2 separate regions of the Homo sapiens genome follow, and region 2 is linked to region 1. The links are chromatin loops, found by intact Hi-C in ENCODE. Cell type or tissue: CD4-positive, alpha-beta T cell. All regions are shown on one strand. Each heading gives the region's core, and the rest is flanking DNA. Links, peaks and the distances in the headings are about the cores only.

Region 1 (7,313 bases), core at 670-5,669:
TAGAAAAAGCATCCTGCTTTTAATGTTTAGATGCTGCCAGTCTCTGCACCTCATTGTTTTGTTTTGTTTAGGTGTTTACTTTTCCATGCTTTTCTGACTAAATTCAGATTCAGTGGTGTTCATCTTAGTGAACTAAAAGTTGAATTTCCCAAACACATTTATTTCTTTACAGCAAACATAGGTAGGATGAAAACCGCCCTGTGTCACACTGATATGTTAATCATTAACTGACTTTTAAAAACATAGCCTCAGCTAGATTGAGTCACATGAAGAAAGAGCTTCCTGCAATTCAAGGACTGTACAAAGCTGAAACGCAGAGATTTTCATATTATTTGGGAGACTCAGAAATGAGCTTTTAAGGTTGTTCCTTGACTTGCGGGTCAATAAGCGCACAATGGTGAAGAAAAGGCTGCCTTCTAGTGACACGGTGTTCCGGTTTGAGACTCCGGGCAGCCCAAGGAAGGCCAACGTGGAGGCCTCACGCAGCTCCACAGACAGCCCCAGCTCGGTGTTCCTCAGGTGGGTACAGCCTGGGCCTGGCCATCCACGTCTGTCCCCCTGGTGGCCTCAGCTACCCAACTGGTGACCCTTGGAGAGCTCCTTTTTCATTCCTGGAGGTAGGGATCAGCCATGGGAAGAGAAGGTGCAGCCTAGGCATCCTGACCAGTGGATTCGAAGGGGGTATGTAATAAGGGATGGGCTCTTCTGAGCAAATAGAACTATTATTACTATGAAGGAAAAATAATTTTTAGTGCCTTCTTTAGTACTTTCTTAGTACTGGATAACTGGTCACTATGCAATTCCTCAATTCTTGACTCACTCTCAGGTTCATAAGAAGTGAAAACAAATCGTTGAACCCCAAATCGACTTTGGTATCAAAATTACATGAACTATTATTAAAATAATAATTATTAAAATATTAAGATAATTGCCTTCTTTTTGCCTTTCCAATTTAAATTTAAAATAGTAGCAACTGTTCTCTGGTTCAAGTACTTACTGCATAGTGATTTATAGCAGTTTTGGCCAATTTCAGAACATATTCATTTTAGCTATAAACTCATCAGTATCCAAATCAGCACATTAATATCCACATCAACACCACTCTAATAACTACATATTTTTCATGAAAATTTATTTTTCAAATTCTTTATTCATTTTGTCTCATTATATTTATCTAGCAATTTATAGAATGTAGAAATTTAGTATAAGTGGAAATCACATATTCAAAAGAAAGTTTTTCATCCAACTTTCATGTAAACTTTAACGTAGCATTCATGTAAACTTCTCAGAATAACCCCCACACCCAAACTTTACTTTTTGACAGCACCATATCCAGAAATTCAAGAGTTAAATATGATCGTTGTTTTCTTTTTTAAATGGTTTTAAATCATTTACACAAAAAGTACTTTAAATTATAGCTTTCAAAAATTTAATAGAAAACAAAGAAGTTCTATTTTATTTAATTGCATTCACATATCAGAATGCCAGGTTATGAAAATAAATTAAACACTTTTAAAAAGAAGTTTTAGAGACCAAAAAAGTGAATGTGTGCAAATTGTTTTGTAATATATCTATTTTCAAGTTACTTAATTTTTCTATCCATTATTAAAATGAATCTATCTTACTTGTATTAGTAGTTGAGCAAGGGTATAATTCTGTGATTTAAAATGTAAAACTTAGGCAAACAAAGAGAAAAAATAAAAATAAAATAAAATGTAAAACTCATCCATTATTTCCATATTTTGCTGAGCTTCAAGTGCCTCTTGAATTGCTTTGTCTGTGGAATCCATCTCTTAAGTAGACTGTCATGCAAATTCTTCTTTGGAGCTCAAGCTCTAACCAGGAAAAAAATTAAATTAAATCAAAATGTATCAACAAACAAATAAATATTAAAACAAATACAAAATACATAAAGTATAATTGAAACAAAATAAATGTTTTCATAATTATAGATAAATAGAATAAAAGTAAAATAAAACCCACATCAACTTAAATTCAAGCCTCTTGCAAAAAAAGCTCCAGCCTATGTCACCCGCATATTTGAGTATTCAATATCAAATTTCTATGTTAGCATCTGTAAGTGGTTTTTTTAAATGTGTATTAGAACCGACCTAAAAAAATTTAACATATCTCTAAGTAGGTCAGGCATTGAAGGACTTTTAGTCTAGTTGAAAGATCTATTTAATGTATTGTGTAGAAAATCACTGAAAATAATTTGTGGAAGCATTCAGGCACACATTGGTTAAATCTTTGAGATAAAAAAATAAGACCAGGTAAACACTTTCCTTTACCTTCTAAATAAGTATTGAGAATTTATGTGGCTGTTTTAGTATCACATTATCCTTTCAGTGAACTAGAGCTAATAAAATGTACTTGCAGATCAACAAGCCACTTCAAATAGGCACAGATACAATTTACACAGTGTTTGTATTCAATCACTCAATTCAACAAAAGTTTATTGAGTAATTATTATATGCCAGGCTATGTACAAGGCACAGAGGTTACAATCATGAGTGAGATAGACTTAGTCCCTGCTCTCATGGAGATTTAGTTTAATGTTTAAGACAGGCCAAAAAAATGAATGAATGCATATGTGCATACATAAATACATAATTCAAAAATTAATATGTTTTATAGGAAACAAAGCTGAGGCAGACAGTAAGATAGAGAAAACTACTTTGGATGGGGTGGTAAGTAAAGGACTCTCCAAGGAAGTGATATTTAGGCTGACTTAGAACCAGTCATCATAAGACTGAGAAGGAGCGTGGTTGCCCTGCATAGGGAAGATAGGGAAGAAGTCTAGAGGAAACTGCGAAGAGTGGCACCCATGAAATCAGAGAGATAAACAGATGATAAGGGGGGTTAGAGTTCTATTCTAATTGTGGCAGGAAGCCACTGAGGGTTTAGAATAGAAGAGTGTCATAACGTGACATTCACTTTAAAAGAGCACTCTGGCCTACTTGTGGTTGATTTCCAGTTGTCTGAGCATTCAAGCAATGCTGCATCTTGCCTGTTTCCCCTGGTACATTGTGGAAGGGTGTCTCTAAGGCACATACCTAGAGGAAATGTTCATCATAGATTATGAACATGATTAACTTTTTTTGCCAATGTCATTCTGTGTTCCAAAGTTCTGTGTCATTTGCGCTACCACCAGCAGTTATTCTGCTGTCTCAGCAACACTGGAATTGTCTGATTTTTTTACCTTTTTCAATCTGCAAGGTGTGAAATGGTAACTCAATGTGGGTTTAATATATGTTAAACTAAGAGGAGAAACATCTTTTCAACATGTTTAGTGGTCTTTTTTTGTTTTCTCTTCTATAAAATGCCTACTTATGAATTTATATCCCTTTTGGAGGAAAGAGGTCACTATCGTTTTCTTCTTTTGAGATAGTTTTTTAAAATACTCCAGACGCTGATCTTTTGTTATGTGTTGCAAGTATTTTATTCCAACATATGACTTGTCTGTTTACACTCTCTACTATGTCTGAGTTCTTATTTTAATTTGTTAGTTTATTAATTATTTTCTTTATGATTTGTTTATGACTTAAGAAATCCTTCCATACCCTGAAGTCTTAAGAACATATGTATTTTCTGCTAGAAGTGTGTTTTCCTTTCAAACTAGGATTCTTTCTGTGTTTAGAACGTATTTCCTTTTCTGATGTGAATTAGGGCATCATTCTAAATTATTTGTAGAGATAATAAATTGTCCCACATTATTTATTGAATAGACTGTCCTTTCGTCACTAATCTGTAATGCCAGCTCTGTCATATATCACTGTCTTAATTACCATCACTTTATAATAAAAAATCTGCTAAGACAAGACTCCTTACCCAGTTCAGAAGTGTTTCATTACGTTGACCCTTTGTTCTTCCACTTAAATTTTAGAATTAGCTTATCAAGTAAAACTTTTTAAAAATGAAATTACATTAAGCCTATTGTTCAACTTGAGAAAATTCAACATCTTTACGATGTTAAATATACCAATTCATAAACATGGTATAGCTTTCCATTTATTTAGGTTTTCTTTAATGTCCTTCAATAAAGTTTTAGAATATTCTGCATAAAGATCTTACACATCATGTTAGATTTATTCCTAGATATTTTACACCTTTGTTGTTATTGTAAATATATTTTACATTGTATTTTCTTTTGTCAATGTACAGAAATATAATTAGATTTCTAAATTGATCTTATGTTCAACATCCTTGCTAAACTTTTAATAATAAACCTGTAGACACTAAGAGATTTTCTTTGTAGACAATAATATTGAAATAATAAAAATTTTATTTTTACCTTTCCAAAATTTACTCCTTGAAATCTTTTTGTTTTTTTTTTTCGAGATGGAGTCTCGCTCAGTCACCCAGGCTGGAGTGCAGTGGCGCGATCTCGGCTCACTGCAAGCTCTGCCTTCCTGGGTTCACACCATTCTCCTGCCTCAGCCTCCCGAGTGGCTGGGACTACAGGCGCCTGCCACCACACCTGGCTAATTTTTTTGTATTTTTAATAGAGACAGGGTTTCACCATGTTAGCCAGGATGGTCTCGATCTCCTGACCTCGTGATCCACCCTTCTCGGCCTCCCAAAGTGCTGAGATTACAGGCATGAGCCACCGCGCCCGGCCACTCCTTTAAATCTTCTTTTGCTTTATTACACAAGCAAGGAACACTAGTATAATGTTGAGTAGATGCAATAATTCTAGATATCCTTGTATTGTTCCTGATTTTAAAGGGAATGCTTTTAATATTTCAGGATTTATCAGCTGTTTTCAGATTAAAAGTTTCCTTCTAGTTAAAGTTTTCCAAGAGGTTGTTAAAGTTATTCAGTGCTTTCCCAGCCTCCATTGAGTTAATCCCCATTTGAAAATCTTTGACATTGATAATGTGCACAGTACCTCAAAATTCAAAATTTGCAGAAATCATCGTTTCTCAAAATATACAGAACATTAAGCAGACTTGGAAAAACATGAATTGCTGTAACGTCTATAGGTAGTTGACTGGGAAAGGCTTTGGTGAATTAAGAGTTTCATAAATTATCACTCCGGAAATTTAAGAAATCAAAAACCTCTATTGGATCAAGAAGCTTTTGGAGATTTATTATGCAAATTAGCCATTAGGCAAAAGTGAAAGTTGCTCAGTGGAGTTAGTGTGTAGAATAGGACACCATGGCCTTTGGGAGTACAAACAAGGCCCAAGATGGGAACTGAAGAGGACAAAAATGAGGCAGAACTAATCGGAAATGTTAGGAGGGTGCTCAAAGTCCTTCTGTGTTCTGGGATGAGGTCCACTCCAGGCTGCAGTCAACGATAACCTTGGTGTCCAAGGCAGCCCCACAGTCACACTCATTATGCCTCCATTTAGTGGCTCCAATGCATCTGTGTCTTCTCCTCTATTCTAGCTGCCACCAGTGGGTAGGAAAGAAAATGTTTGCCCTTCTTTCCTTCTGCCCTCTTCTCTCAAGAGCTTTGTCTTTTCTTAGCCAACCCCACTTCTCCTGCTGTTACAAAAAGGACAGGAGCACTCTATGGCACCAGATGAACAGGAACACAGCAGACACTGTGCCATGACCCATTTTCACTAGTCAAGCCCATGGGCTCAGCGCCTGTTCACAAGACTGCTATGTAGAGGCTGGAGTGGGGCCAAGTCCTGGAAAATGAGGTTACTTCTCCAAGAGCAGGGATGAGATGGAAGCATTCAAAGGAAGCAGCACTGTTTTAAGGGGATATATAATGGCATTAGTTTTCTGGGTGTGGAGCAGGTATTTCAGCAAATGGGCAAGGTCAGGGCAGGAGGACCTATGAACTCTGCAGAGCTTCACAGAGGAGAGTGAGGGGCAGGCTAAGACAGGAGGCAGAGAAAGAACAAATTGCACCAGGATATAGTGAGACATGGCTATGGAAGTTAAAATGAGGAGGTTGTCAGAGGACTAGGCTCTCTTAGGAGAGTTAGAATTTTCCCAGCAGGAAAGAATAAAACTCGCCAGCAGTGTCATTGCAAGGAGCGAAAGGACCTCTGGTCTCTTTCCCAGACTTCACCAGATACTTCCGCACATTCAATATTTTCTCAATGCACATGCTCTATCTAGTTGCCAGGCTGTTGAACATGCTGGAAGTCCTCTTTGATGGCCTCAAAAATTCCTATGCCCTTTCAAGATGCACCTGGAAGGTCTAGTTTAAGCTCTGCGTAACTTCCCTTTGCCACCCACACCCCCACTCTCATCCCTCAGAACTAGCAACCTTTTAATTGTTGGCACTATATCCTATATTAACCACTTATCAGAATGTATTGCCATCAGGATGTATTTATTACAAAGCCAATGCAGCTTAAGTTTCTACCCTCACTTATAAGACAGCTTCTACTGTCCAAGGCCCTGGGAGGGCCACTGGTAAGGTGCGCAGATAGTCCTACATTCCTGAAAAATTTGCAGATAGTATTTTAACTGCAAGTATAATTTCTGTCTCTTTCCACTCCTATTTTTCCTCTTTCACACTTTTCCTCCAGTCAGATATGTAGCCAAAGGCATTTTTGGCATTCTGAACTAAGGGGAAGTTGTTCAGAGATACATTTAGTTTGGTATTTGTGGAATCTATTTGTGTGATTTGCCTTCATTTCTGTGTGCACGTAAGTTATCACTGGCTGTATGGTATTAGAATGGCTTCCAGGAATACTCCTACCACCCTCTAAGCCAATATGCCCTGCTCTGGGGCATGGGGCAGAGTCAGAGATGGGATCATGATATGAACATGGTGTCATGCATCAGAAGTGTGTGGGTAGTGGAAAAGAAAATAAGTTTGAAATGTACAGAGCCAGAAACTAGTTTCTGACAAATTTTTCCAATCATCAGATATATAAATCATAATATACATAAATATATAAAGTGGTAGATTCTATTCTTTTTATTGCCTAGTCAAGACAGTTCTCTCCTATTAGGACTATATACTCGATAATGCAGCTAATATAATTATACCAACCTTATTCTTTTTCTTTCTTTTTTGGTGATATTTGTGCATAATAGACTTTATCAGAATTCTTGTGTTTATAAGGCACAAACCCGAAGTAATACTAAAAACACCCACTGCATTTGTGTATGTGTCACATAGTAGATTATCATCACATTATCAAAACTGGGTTTGGATTTGAAATAAATCTTTAGCCCATCAATAAAAAGGTAAGTTTTTTTCTAGAGAAAAAAAACTAAACCACCTTCTTTTCTGTTTACTGAAAATATTATGAGGTTGTTGCCATATGAAGAGATCAATGAGTATCAGCTATAAATTATAAAAAAATATTGTAGAATATGTCAGACAGTTAGTTCAT
Region 2 (7,793 bases), core at 1,769-6,768, 76 kb after region 1:
ATCCAGACAATCTTGAGGGCCAGCACAGCCTGAGGACTTGCTGACACAAAGTATTGACGGGCCAGAGGAAGTGGGCAGCCTGGATATCACATCACCCCATGTCTGCTGCTGCTCAGGTTTCTCTCACTGTCTCTTGGGTATGTGGTGGGGAGTGGGGGGTGAGGAGGGGGTGGGAGGGCAGATTAAAGAGAAGCAGCTGCAGCCTGAGGCACAGACAGGATGCAGAGTGACTCCATCATCCCACCTAGAGTCATGGACACCACCCACTTTGATACATTCTGTTCACAACCATAATTCCTTTCATGCTGATTCGTGTCATTGGGAATCTCTCTTCTTCAGCTTCAAGAGAGCCGAATCTGACTCAGGTGTTGAGATTGGGGAATGGCATTTCCATTTCTTCCTCTCTCCAGTATAGCCAGAGCAGGAAGGGCAAGAGAAAAGGGGTCCTGGTACCTGGTGATGTCAAAGTAGGCAGCTCCTACTGCTGTGCTAGCAAGAGCCATGTGGACTAGTGTGAGAACAGGAACTCTCCCAAGTCCCCTACTGGGTAACCAGATACCCAACAGTGTGCCTAGAGATGCTTTAGTCCACTCCAATCCTAAATACTACTACATTGTGCTAATAGTTTCCCTGAAAAACAGCCATATTTCACTCATTTTTTTAAAAATCAATTACAATTTTTAGCCTTAAGGTTTGATATTGGTATTGTGTTTATTTTTTCAAAGAATCTTTATCTTGTAGAGTTATACACTGCAATAGTTACAGATGAAAAGATAGTGTGGTCTGGGATTTGTCTCAAAACCAGTAGGAGGTAGGAGTGGTGGGCTACAGGTATATAGATGAAACAAGATTGCCTTGTTTATACTATTCTATCTACTTTGTACCTGTTTTCTATGTTATAAAATGTTCATAGTAAGTGGTTTAAACTTCAAAAATCATTTCTGAAAATAAGTGGATACCCTTATTTACTCAGCTGTGCTATAAATTTCATATTAACCCCCCAAAACTAGACCAGTCTGAGTGTTTCTAATAAAATCCAGCAGTAACCGTGACTGATTTTAAAACATTCACTGCTTCTCTTATCTACAATGCCTAGCTTCATTAGTCATGTAGAAAATGTTTACATTCCCCAAGCTTTTAAAAATTAAAAAAAAAAAAAAAAAAAACCTATGTGTTCTCAATTTGAGTAAGGTGTGACGGAGAGCAGCTCTGTGACACAGGCTGAGGGAGGAGGATTTGGTGTGGAGGCGAGGAAACTGGGGCCCTTACTAAGACACTGAAATATGATAAACATCCTTATGAAGATGCCACTCCCAGAAACTGGGACTTGAGCTACTCTTAGGAAGCCACAGACCATGGAATACAGATTCTTCTCCTGGAAACTTCTCCATTTCCAAGAAGGCATAAAATGAAGGAAAGCAATCCTCTTTCCTTTCCGTTTCTTGGAATCTAATATCTAAGCATTACCCTTTACACTCTAGCAAAGTAAAGCAAACTAAGGCATGACGGCCCCTCCCAGCAGTAATTATGAGATCATTTGGCCTCAGTAACTAGGCAGACTCCACTACCTTTCACCTAGTTTCGTGGGAAGAAATGGTAAAGCTCCCTCGATGGAAATGTTCCTTCTTTCGCCATAACCTTCACAGGATCCATCTGTCTAATCTTTGTCTGAAGGAATTGGAAGGGCAGGCGGTTGCCTCACCAAAAGCACCCTCAGTACTTTAGTCTACTGAATTATGGGGGGTTGTTCCAGAAGAGGATCCAAACCCCAGCAGAAAACTCCTGGCCTTTCCCATGCCAGTTTTCCCAAGCCCAGGAATTCCAAGTGAAGTACATCCATTCCTATTGCTATTTATACTGTCTGGTGTAGCCAAAATGGGCCCTGGGCTAGAAATCAGAAAGCCTAGGCCGGGCGCAGTGGCTCACGCCTGTAATCCCAGCACTTTGGGAGGCCAAGGCGGGCAGATCATGAGGTCAGAAGATTGAGACCATCCTCGATAACACGGTGAAACCCCGTCTCTACTAAAAAAATACAAAAAATTAGCCGGGCGTGGTGGCGGGCGCCTGTAGTCCCAGCTACTCAGGAGGCTGAGGCAGGAGAATGGCGTGAACCCGGGAGGCGGAGCTTGCAGTGAGCCGAGATCGTGCCACTGCACTCCAGCCTGGGCGACAGAGCAAGACTCCGTCTCAAAAAAAGAAAAAAAAAAAAAAAGAAAGAGATCAGAAAGCCTGGCCTTTAGAGCTGATTTAAGGAACATGAAGTCCTTAAGGTAAATGAATTGAACCTTTTTGTGGGGATACAGAGATGTGAAAAGACCAGGATCCTGCCCTCCAGAGGCATATGGTCAAAGCAGGGCAAAGACAAGTAAACAGTAGCCCATTTATAATTTTTTTTTTTTTTAAAAAATAGTCTCACTCTGTTGCCCAGTTTGGAGCACAGTGTGGCATGATCTCGGCTTACTGCAACCTCCGCCTCCCAGGTTCAAGCAATTCTTCTGCCTCAGCCTCCCAAGTAGGTGGGATTACAGGCATGCACCACCACATCCAGCTAATTTTTGTATTTTTTAGTAGAGAGAGGGTTTCACTGAGCAGGCTGGTCTCAAACTCCTGACCTCAAGTAACCCACCCGCCTCAGCCTCCCAAAGTGCTGGGATTACAAGTGTGAGCCACAGCACCTGACCCCATTTATAATTTTTAAATAAACCACATACTAAAGTGATACAGTTGCCATGACAGTCACAGGGTACTGGAAAGGAGCACAAAGAAGAAGAGGTCAGTCCTTAGGACCTAGAGGGGGTTGGGGAAGTTGCCAGGTAGGAGGTGACCCCATCAAGAGCTAAATCTTGAAAGATAAACAGTGCTTGCAAGGGACCACAGAGAAGGCATGGCAGCCCAGGAGGAGGGTGCTTGGGGGCAGCATGACAAGAGGTTCAAAGCCAGAAAGGGAGGCTTCACATTGCAGAGGACCTGTTTTCTGTACTCATCTTCAGCTTTATCCTGTAGGCAACAGAGAACCAAAGGGGTTTTAAAGGAGGAGAAGGAATGATATGATCATATTTGGGCTTTACAAAGATCACAGAGCACAGTGATCTTCCATATAGATGGAAGGAGGAGGGGTCACATATAACTCAAATGAGGTAGGGAGGTATAGTGGTCCAGGCAGGAGGCATTAAGGACCCTAGCTAAGCCAACCAAATTAGGGAAAGAAAAAGAGGGGACTTAACTGGAAAATATTAAGGAGGTAAAGTCTACAGGTCTTGGTGTCTGACCGGGCTTGGAAAGAGAAGGCTAGTCATAGTATGAGAGTAATAGAGGCTTCAGTCACTAAGATTGGAGTTGTGTGGGCCCTCAGCGAACTCATCTTTGTTTCCTTATTTGTGAAATGTGGATAACACCTGTCTTACATGCCGGCCTCAAACACCTGTCTAACACACCTGTCTTTCATGCCTGCATGAGGGTTAGTGTGGTATCATGGTGTCACGGGTATGAATGCTTTTTGAACGGCAAAGCACCATGCAAATATAAAGTCATCCGGGAAATCCAGTAGAAAGGAGTGGCAAGGAAGAGGGAAGAGGCAGAGATGTGTTTTCCAAAGCGATGCGTTTCAAGTCCAGATAGAGAAAATGCATATTTGTGGTGGGAGAAATTAAGGACAGTAAATAAAGATGTCAAATATAAAATTAAAATCTTTTAGATCCACTGCTTATTTCCTTGAAAGTGGTACTGTCATGTACAAATTATATTCAATCTAATTCTTCTATCCCGTAAAAGTTAGTTATATTTAAAATATTGGGGTAAACATTTTAACAGCAGTGAGGAGCTATCACTAGTTCCACAATTATTCCATATCTTGATAGTTGTAATTAAAATCATGTATATTTTTACATAATAACAATATGGAATAATTCTATATTGTTGACACTAACATGACAAACCACATGGATAACTTCTAAGGAAAGCCAAATACAGATAAGAGACATTTACATCCTTAGGTAGATTAACACCTTTGAAACCTCACAATCTGAAATACTAAAACTATACTCTCTTATTTTTCGCCATGGGATATCATGAGCTTCTTTTTCCTTACGTATGTCTAATATGAGGGTGTTTTGGTTAAATCAAAGCCTTTTACATAAAACTGCTTTCACCAATATATAGATATATTCCACTTTTTTAAAGTGACAGTGTCTTTCTTCTCTAGAAGTTGAGTCCCATTAATTTTTTTTAGAAAAAGAATCCTGAGCTGTAATAATACTTGGCATTTAAGCAAAGAGAATTTTCACGTGTGCTGCTGATGCCCGTGTTGATTCACTTGGTGGGATATGGCATGAGACCGAAACCTGGCCTCTGGGAGAGTCCTGTGTGTCACATCCTGTGAACACCCTACTCTGTCCTCATATGTGTGTGGCTCTGCACTGTAAGATCAGAACACAGGAGACTGAGGAAGTAGCAATGCAGAGTTTGAGTGAGGGAGAAACAAAGCGACAGGTTTCTGGAACTATTTTGGACTCCCGTAGTAACTTTTAACTCTGCTACAATGCCCATGTACTTGGTCTTTTAAGCTCTCTCTGGCTTTTGATCTCTTTTTTTTTTTCCTCCTACATGAAACAGAAGACAGAGTTACAGGAAATGAAGGGTATAGGAGGAAAGAAAGAGCTGTAGTTATCGTAGATGCCAGAGTGGTAAGAGGCAGCTCTTCTTTCAGGGGCTTAGCTGAGGGCCAGAGTAGTACAGCTCGTCTCCACGGGGGTGGAGAGGGGTGCCTCAAAACAAAAGTGAACATTTCTCTCTTCTAAGTCGGCTTCTAATGGCCCTGGTTTTTGTCTGTTTTAACCTAAAAGGTTATTGCACTATTAACAGGTAAAAAATTCTCTTCTGACCAAATACATGTATTTCTAGCATAATATATTCTCTCTCTCTCTCTGGATAAAATTTATTAGCATATCAGCATAAACATAATTTTTGTAAGGTCAGACAAGAGATTTGAAGTGTAATTCAAGGGGAATTTGTATTAACGTAATGAAACATTCTGCTGTGAAGTTTACTAGCAATGCCTCACTCTGGGTTATCATTTCTGACTCCTCCCATTTCCTTTCTCACCCGTCACCTGGCCTTCATTCATTCTCTGTCCTAGAAGATAACCTCTAAAACCAGTGACAGTCCATCCAGCCTGCTGTTAAAAAAAAAAAAAAAAAAAAAAAAAATGTTGCTCACTCTGTCCCGGCCAGTCTGGCTCTAGCGTCAGCTCAAAGGGGCCCAGGTACAGCTCGGGCTGCCACTCCATAGGGTGCAAGCTGTAAGCCTTGGTGGCTTCCATGGGGTGCTAATCCTGCAGACACACAGAATGCAAGAGTGAAGAAGTCTTGACAACTTCCACCTAGATTTCAGAGGATATTTCAGAAAGCCTACATACCCAGGCAGAAGCCTGTCGCGCGGCGTAGCCAACACAAAAACTCTACTAGGGCAGTGCTGAGGGGAAATATGGGGTTGTGCCCCCACACAGAGTGCCCAACAGGGCACTGCCTAGTGGAACTGTAGGAAGGGGGCCACTGTCCTCCAGACCCCAGAATGGTAGAGCCTCTGGCAGCTTGCACCCTACATCTGGAAAACCCACAGGCATTCAACTCCAACCCGTGAGAGCAGCCAGCGAGGCTGCACCCTGCAAAGCCACAGAGGCAGAACTGTCCGAGGCCTTGGGAGCCCACTCCTTGCACCAGTGAGCTCCATAACTTGATCTTGAACTTCCAGCCTCCAAAACCATGAGAAATAAATTTCTGTTGTTTACAAGTATGTTAGTCCATTTGCATTGCTATAAAAGAATACCTGACACTGGGTGATTTATAAAGAAAAGAGGTTTAATTGGTTCACAGTTCTGCAGGCTATACAGGAAGCATGGTGTAAACAATCTCAAAAGAGATTGTTTTGGAGCTTTAAGACTTAATGACTGCCTTGCTGGGTTTCAGACCTGTGTGGGGCCTGCTTCCCCTTTCTTTTGGCCGACTTCTCCTTTCTGGAATGGGAATGTTTATCCAGTGCCTGTACCACCATTGTATCTTGGAAGTAAATAACTTTTTTTATTTTACAGGCTCATTAGTGGTAGGAGATGAGTCTCTTACGAGACTTAGGACTTTAGACTTGATGCTGGAACAAGTTAAGACTTTTGGGGACTTTGGGGAAAGTATGATTGTATTTTGCAATGTGAGGACGAGATGTGGGGGGCCAGCGGCAGAATGATATGGTTTGGATATTTGTCCCCTCCAAATCTCATGTTCCAGTGTGATTCCCAGTGTCAGAGGCGGGACCTGGTAGAAGATGATTGGATCGCAGCAGTGGATCCTTCACAAATGGGTTTGCACCATCCCCTTGGTGATAAGTGAATTCTCACTCAGTTAGTTAATATGAGATCTGGTTTTTTGAAAGAGTCTTGGACTTCCCCTTCTCTCTCTCTTGCTCCCACTCTCACCATGGGATGTGCCTGCTCCCCCTTCGCCTTCCACCACGATTGTAAGCTCCCTGAGGCCCTGACCAGAAGCAGATGCCGGCACTATGCTTCCTAGACAGCCTGCAGAACTGTGAACCAATTAAACCTCTTTTCTTTATAAATTACCCAGTCTTGGGTATATCTCTATAGCAATGCAAATGGACTGACATTCTTGTAAACAACAGAAATTTATTTCTCATGGTTTTGGAGGCTGGAAGTTCAAGATCAAGTCATCAACAAATTCAGTGTCTGGTGAGGGCACATTTGCTGTTTCATGGATGGCTGTATTTTGTTGGATCCTCATGTGGTGGAAGGGACTAATGAGCTCCCTACAAGGGCATTAATCCCATTCATGAGGGCTCTACCCTCATAATCTAATCACCTCCCAAAAGCCCCACATCCTAATGCCTTCACCTCGGGGGTTAGAATTTCAACATGTAAATGTTTGGTGGACACAAACATTCAGACCATAGCACCTGGTTTCCCTGACATTACTCTCTTGCAATACCCATCTATCAAAAAATAGACAATACTTTTCTCCTGAGTATCAGGTTCATAAACTGTCACATCTCAGGAAACCATGGCAGGGCCTTTTATTCCCTAAATTCAGAAGCACCCTTATCCGTCCATCAGTAAGTCTAGCCCCTCAGCCACTCTATTCCTTATCATTCTACTCTCCTGGCAGTTCTCATACTACAGACACCACTTCTCCTTGGCATTCCTGATATATAAGTCAGTTCTTTCCTTTCTCCTCCTTTGTATACTAGTAGTAGAACCTTTTATGACTCTTGCCTGAAGTTCTCATCCTCACAGTTTTGTTCTCTCTTTGATCTTCTGTTCCTTTAACATGAGGTTCCAAATTGGTTTCCTTTATGATAGACCTCACTAAGTAATGAAAAATTTCAGTTTCTCTAAGTATGTTTTTCTGGACTTTATGCCCTATTCTTTTGCATTTCTATCTTTTTGTTTGGGTAAGCTTTTCATTCTAGTTAAAAACTAGTTCTTTCCTAAACACAGTCTTCAGAACAAAAAACCTTAATCAAATAGATATCCTCTAATATATCTTAGGTATATGAAAAGTGGCTCATTGTGACATCCAATTGCTGGTGGAGAAGAGCCCCAAAAAGGAACGAAGATATGAGGCCAAGGTGGGCAGATCACCTGAGGTCAGGAGTTCAAGACCAGCCTGGCCAACATGGTGAAATTCTGTCTCTATTAAAAATACAAAAATTAACTGGGCATGATGGCACATGCCTGTAATCCCAGCTACTTAGGAGGCTGAGGCAGGAGAATTGTTTGAACCCAGGAGGTG

Evidence for each region. A loop is a pair of places that touch in the nucleus more often than their neighbours do. Peaks named below come from ENCODE experiments on the same cell type or tissue, not always from the same donor. Only the 100,000 strongest peaks of a DNase experiment are listed, where the experiment ranks them.
Region 2: a loop joins it to region 1, with 4 times the contacts of the local background. A loop is called at or near these places in 6 of 110 quality-filtered maps.

The regions. Positions count from the first base shown.
Region 1 is chr5:126,371,049-126,378,361 of GRCh38, forward strand. It overlaps a transcript of GRAMD2B not described here. Among named protein-coding and RNA genes, the nearest start is that of GRAMD2B, 49 kb to the right of the region's middle. RefSeq lists enhancers at 1-483, 484-1,007. In CD4-positive, alpha-beta T cell, for the core only: no CTCF peak of the experiment used is centred there; a DNase peak (open chromatin) is centred at 2,923; H3K27ac peaks cover 1,003 bases.
Region 2 is chr5:126,445,475-126,453,267 of GRCh38, forward strand. All of the region lies in intron 1 of GRAMD2B (GRAM domain containing 2B), which reads left to right. Among named protein-coding and RNA genes, the nearest start is that of GRAMD2B, 26 kb to the left of the region's middle. RefSeq lists an enhancer at 1-551. In CD4-positive, alpha-beta T cell, for the core only: no CTCF peak of the experiment used is centred there; DNase peaks (open chromatin) are centred at 4,377 and 5,087; H3K4me3 peaks cover 1,458 bases; H3K27ac peaks cover 3,837 bases.